2 separate regions of the Homo sapiens genome follow, and region 2 is linked to region 1. The links are chromatin loops, found by intact Hi-C in ENCODE. Cell type or tissue: Calu3. All regions are shown on one strand. Each heading gives the region's core, and the rest is flanking DNA. Links, peaks and the distances in the headings are about the cores only.

Evidence for each region. Hi-C counts contacts between places; a loop is a spot of excess contacts. Peaks named below come from ENCODE experiments on the same cell type or tissue, not always from the same donor. Only the 100,000 strongest peaks of a DNase experiment are listed, where the experiment ranks them.
Region 2: it touches region 1 in a loop (5-fold over the local background); 8 of 110 quality-filtered maps call a loop at or near these places.

What each region holds. Positions count from the first base shown.
Region 1 is chr1:180,363,766-180,366,592 of GRCh38, reverse strand. All of the region lies in intron 6 of ACBD6 (acyl-CoA binding domain containing 6), which reads left to right. Among named protein-coding and RNA genes, the nearest start is that of MIR3121, 73 kb to the left of the region's middle. In Calu3, for the core only: no CTCF peak of the experiment used is centred there; a DNase peak (open chromatin) is centred at 1,352.
Region 2 is chr1:180,477,207-180,480,033 of GRCh38, reverse strand. All of the region lies in intron 3 of ACBD6 (acyl-CoA binding domain containing 6), which reads left to right. Among named protein-coding and RNA genes, the nearest start is that of ACBD6, 24 kb to the left of the region's middle. In Calu3, for the core only: a CTCF peak has its summit at 1,675 (motif pointing right); no DNase peak of the experiment used is centred there.

The DNA.
Region 1 (2,827 bases), core at 321-2,820:
CAAATTACTCTGAGTTCAGAGAACACCCAGTGTCATCTTATTTTTACATCTAACTGAATTATAGGACACTGTCAAAGTGTTATGACCTGCTATAGTAAATTGCTCCTTCTTAATGGTCCCCTGGCTACATTCTCTCTTGGTACTGCTATTAACCAGAAATTGTTGACATTTTGCACTATTGTAAGCTTGAAAACAAAAGAATTAGTTTTTATCCCCAGGAAAACCTACCGTCTTCACCATAAAGGTTTCTAAATGTCTAAGCTACCTACAACTGAATCATAACATTTTGTAGTCTAAAGTTGATGGTACCCTCAGAATTGAATTAATTCTGTAATTCTTTCAATTTTTAAAATGTCAGGCAATTCTTCCTCATTGAATTCAGGAAATTAGTTAATCATCTGCCTTAAAAGAACTAACTTGTTTGAATGTTGAACTGGTGGCTCATTGATGGTTTCTGAGATGTACTATTTAAATAAGTATGTGCATGTTATAAAATATATTTGGCTATGCCTAGTGTTGCTAAATTTTAAATGTTCTTTTAAATGTAACATTATAAGAACCAATTAATGATGAAGGAATTACACAGAATAACAAAATGCTTGCAAATGAGACCAAGCAATTTGCTTAGTTATACTAAGTAAACAGAGTAAGTTCTAGAAATGGTCAATATTGCTTTTGATCAAACTGATATACTCAGAGTGATTAATGCCTGAAAGATGGGAAAAAGATAAGAAAAAAAAGACTCTTCAAAGAAAAGTAATTTTTCCGTGAAATAATTATAGAATATGGAGCATATTTAAATATACTTATGGACCATATGCATGTATACATGTATAGAGATTGTTTATGCACAAATATCATCAGTAGAAAATTTGACGGCTATTGTGGACCGTAGGTAAACAATGAGATGGCAATGTAGTGTTGCTCTTACAAAGCAAATTTACTGCTGCCATTACAGTAATAGGAATATAATCTATAAAGGCCAGGGCAAAGTACTGTTATATACATAGCAATTATTAGGATGTAATTAATATAAAACATAAAGCTTAGATTTTTGTATTTCAAAAAGGATGTTGATAAATTTGAAGACTCCAGAGAAGGATTTTTTAAAATCAGTAGTTTGGAAATGGAGTTTTTGAGTAAAGTCTCATGGTCACAAAACAGTATAAGTCATGTGCAGCCCATAGATCTGTTTTTGTTTGACACCTGTAGTGTTAGTCCACAATTTATTTATAATTAACTGTCAGTTAATTTCATATAAAAGTACAGATTTTAGACTTCTCTTGAAAAATCTGCAAATATGGCAATCGTGGGCACGTTCTTCTATCAACTAGAGCTGAGTACCTACTGCCCTCTGTTGACAGGCTTTGAACTCTTCAGTTTCCCTGACCCAGTTGACCTCAGTCTTTTATATTTTTGCCTGAAGACTTTTGAGGAGTTTATAACCTTGTGTTTGGAAAGACTGTGTTTGGAGTCACGTTACCTGAATTCCAATTTCTATTCTGCCACTAACTATGACCTTGAATAAATAATAATTGTAAAATCTTAAAAGTAGGAATTGGCCAGGCGCGGTGGCTCATGCCCGTAATCCCAGCACTTTGGGAGGCCAAGGTGGGCGGATCACGAGGTCAGAAGATTGAGACCATCCTAGCTAACACGGCGAAACCCTGTCTCTATTAAAACTACAGAAAATTAGCCAGGCGTTGTGGCACACGCCTATAGTCCCAGCTACTCGGGAGGCTGAGGCAGGAGAATCACTTGAACCCAGGAGGCAGAGGTTGCAGTGAGCCAAGATCGCGCTACTGTACTCCAGCCAGGGCGACAGAGCAAGACTCCATCTCAAAAAAAAAAAAAAAGATAGAAAGGAATTTAAAGATCATCTGGTTCAACTCCCACCTAATGCAGGACTCCTCTCCACTAAATTTCCAAAAGATGGTTAAGCCAGCTAGCCTGTCTGAAGATTTCTGTTTACTTCACAAAATAGCCTATTCTGTTTCAGAAAGTGCTAATTATTAGAAATTTCTCCTACCTGTTAAATCTATGTCTGCTTACCTATAACTCACTCTCGTTTTAGTTCTGACTCTTAAAACTATGAAGAAAAGTTGTATCTCCTCCCTTCCAGGTGTCAACCGTTCTGTTATTTGAAGACAGTAGACATTTTCTTCCTAAGTCTTCTCCAGACTAGTTTCACCAACCTAGTGGCTCATTACTGAATCAATGTCCCTTTTTAAACATGTAACACTAAAAATGTACATTATATAAGATGTCTTATCACTGGTAGGGAACAGAGTAGAGCTGTAACTTAATAGATGTGACATCAAAGGCAAGGTGTCTGCCTTTACTGTTCCTCTTAAAGTGTAGCTTATTTGTAAAATGTGCTAGGCCATCAATAAGTGAATGGTTTTATAGCAAATCACTGTATAGATGTAGATATTATATTAGCCCAATATTAGCCAGACAAGTTATAGAGTTTCTTTGTAGACTTAGTGCCCAGTCTTTATTGTAGCATTGTTTTAAATATTTGCCATCCCTTTTTTTAAAAAGGTAAAGAAAAAGCAGGAAAAAAGGCTTAGACACATCTTGTATTCTTGTTGGTATCATGGCATTTGTCAGTGTGTTCATACTTTTTAATTTTCTAGTACTTGCCGACTTAATCCCATGAGCTTACTTCTAATATCAGTAAAGGGTATGAGCTGTCTATGTGGTTCAAGCTGCCACTTGAGGGTTTCTCCATTTTGTGGAGCTTTCTAATGGAATTCAAGGTTCTCTCTAAGGATGAGCATTACAAAGCCTTCCCTGGCTGCTGTGGGAGGAGGAAGTGCACCAT
Region 2 (2,827 bases), core at 298-2,797, 110 kb before region 1:
ACTGCTTGTATTTTCTGCTTGTATTTTCTTTTTTTCTTTGGTTTTGAGACAGGGTCTGGCTCTATCACCCAGGCTGGAGTGCAGTGGTGCGATCTCTGCTCACTGAACCCTCTGCCTTCGGGGCTCAAGCCATCCTCCCACCTCAGCCTCCTGAATACCTGGGACTACAGGTGCGTGTCACCACACCCAGCTAGTTTTTTGTATTTTTAATAGGGACAGGGTTTCGCCATGTTGCCCAGGCCAGTCTCGAACTCCTGGACTCAAGCAATCCACCCGCCTCCGCCTCAAAGTGCTGGGATTACAGGCGTACCTGCCATACTGCTTGTATTTTCCTACAAATATATGGGGTACCTGTGAAATTTTGTTACATGTATATAGTGCTGTACTGATCAAATCAGGGCATTTCGGGTATCTGTACATTTTTGTCAAGTGTAGTCCCTCTACTCTGCTATCAAACATTGAATTTATTCCTTCTTTCTTACTGTATGTTTATACCCTTTAACCCACTTCTCTTCATTTTCCCCTCTTCCCCCTACTTGCCCCTCCCAGTCTCTGTTATGTGTCTTTCCACTCTCTACCTCCATGTGATCAAATTTTTTAGCTCATATATATAAATGAGAACAAGTGATATTTGTCTTTTTGTGTCTGGCTTATTTCACTTAAGATAATGACCTCAAGTTCCATCCATGTTGCTGCAAATAACATTTCATTCTTTTTTATAGCTGCGTAATATTTCATTGTGTATATATACCACATTTTATTTATTCATTCATCCGTGATAGACATTTAGGTTGACTTTTTATCTTTGCCATTGTGAATAGTGCTGCAATAAGCATGCAAGTATTGATTTCTTTAGAGAAGAGGCTTTAAATGAGATTGATGAATATTTTGTTTGTTTTTAGAGACAAGGTCTTGCTGTGTTGCCCAGGCTGGAGTGCAGTGGTGCAATCCTAGCTCATTGCAGCCTCAAACTCCTGGGCTCAAGTGATCTTCCCACCTTGGCGTCCTGAGTAGCTGGGACTACAGGTGTGTGCCATCACACCAGCGAATTTTCTTTTTCTTTTTCTTTGGTAGAGATGGGGTCTTGCATGTTGCCTGGGCTGGTCTTGAACACCTGGGCTCAAGTGATCCTCCTGCCTTGGCCTCTCAAAGTGCTGGTGTTACAGGTGTGAACCACTGTGCCCAGCCAAATGGATATCTGAAATAGGCATTTCTCTAGTATAAACTTCTTTTTAAAAAAGGGATTTATAGGCTGGGTGTGGTGACTCATGCCTGTAATCCCAGCACTTTGGGAGGCCAAGGTGGGCAGATCATCTGAGGTCAGGAGTTTGAGACCAGCCTGACCAACATGGTGAAACCCCGTCTCTACTAAAAATACAAAAATTAGCCAGCAATGGTGGTACTGTAATCCCAGCTACTTGGGAGGCTGAGGCAGGAGAATTGCTTGAACCTGGGAGGCAGAGGTTGCAGTGAGCCGAGATTGTGCCATTGCACTCCAGCCTGGGCGACACAGCATGACTCCGTCTCAAAAAAAAAAAAAAAGAGAGATTTATAGAGCGGGAAAATTTTGCTTCAGGAACGAGGCAGAAAGTCCAAAATTCCTTGTCTAGGTTGTATTGTTCTAAGTATTATAAATTGAATTGTTGTTTAATTCAGTGGACTATAGAGGGCAGTGTTTCACAGTTTAAAGTTACTGATTTTTCTGTGAAACTAAATACACTTCAATTATGCTTATTTTGTGTATTTCTCTAATAGACACACAATAAAAACTATAAGATTAGAAATTATTTTTTAGCTGTACTTAATAAATAAAAATACATTTTAATGTAAAATTATAATAATTTCAATAAAGATAATCTTATTATCTTTACATCCCAAAATGATGTACTTTTGGGATAATAGATTAGAATTAAAAATGACTTTGTTTTCTTATTCAATCCATGTAAGTTAAGAAAAATAAGCATCATATGGTGATCTAAATTTATTAGAAAATTTAGAGAAAATTAGTATCCTGTGCAACTAAAATTTTCTTTTGCAAAAGAATTTTTTTTTTTTAAAGAGATGGAGTCTCACTATGTTGCCTAGGCTAGACCTGAACTCCTGGGCTCAAGTTATCCTCCTGCCTCATCCTTCCAAGTAGCTGGGACTACAGGTGCACACTGCCTTGCCCAGCTTGCAGAAGACTTTTTTAAGACTTCTTATTTGTGCATTAGAGCAGAATAAGCTTTTTGCAGATACAACAGTTACACATTTTAGTAGATTAATTGAATTATGATGTTAAAGCTATAGCTAAAAGAAATAATCTAGAAATAGTTTCTTTCCTGATTTTAATAAAACATTTCTGACTTATTTTAGTAAAAAAGTAACCTGTGTGTATTAGTTGGGAATTAAGAACTAGAACTGCATTTTATCTGTTTTTTAAATTATAAGGAGATTATTTTTTCTACTGAAAAAAAAATTCGTTCTAATGATAAACTCTATTATGACATGTTTTGTTACTAGGAACAGAGATTGATTATATTTTGGGCCAAATTTATTAACCTCCATATAGAGGTAATTTTCAGTACAGAAAAGCATGGTGTGTTATTAAAAACATTTAATGGTCTATCCTACTGACTTTATAAAGAGTTATGCAATATTTAGGAACTGTAGGATTCTTAATGCTTGTGTGTATGCTCTTATATGTGTGTATGTGTTTGTTAGTGGTCCCTGTTTGTGGTTTAAAAATGTATAGCAGTCCTCCCTGATCTATAGTTTTGCTTTCTGAGGGGTTTCAGTCACCTGAGGTCAACGGTGGTCCAAAAATATTAAGTGGAAAATTCCAGAA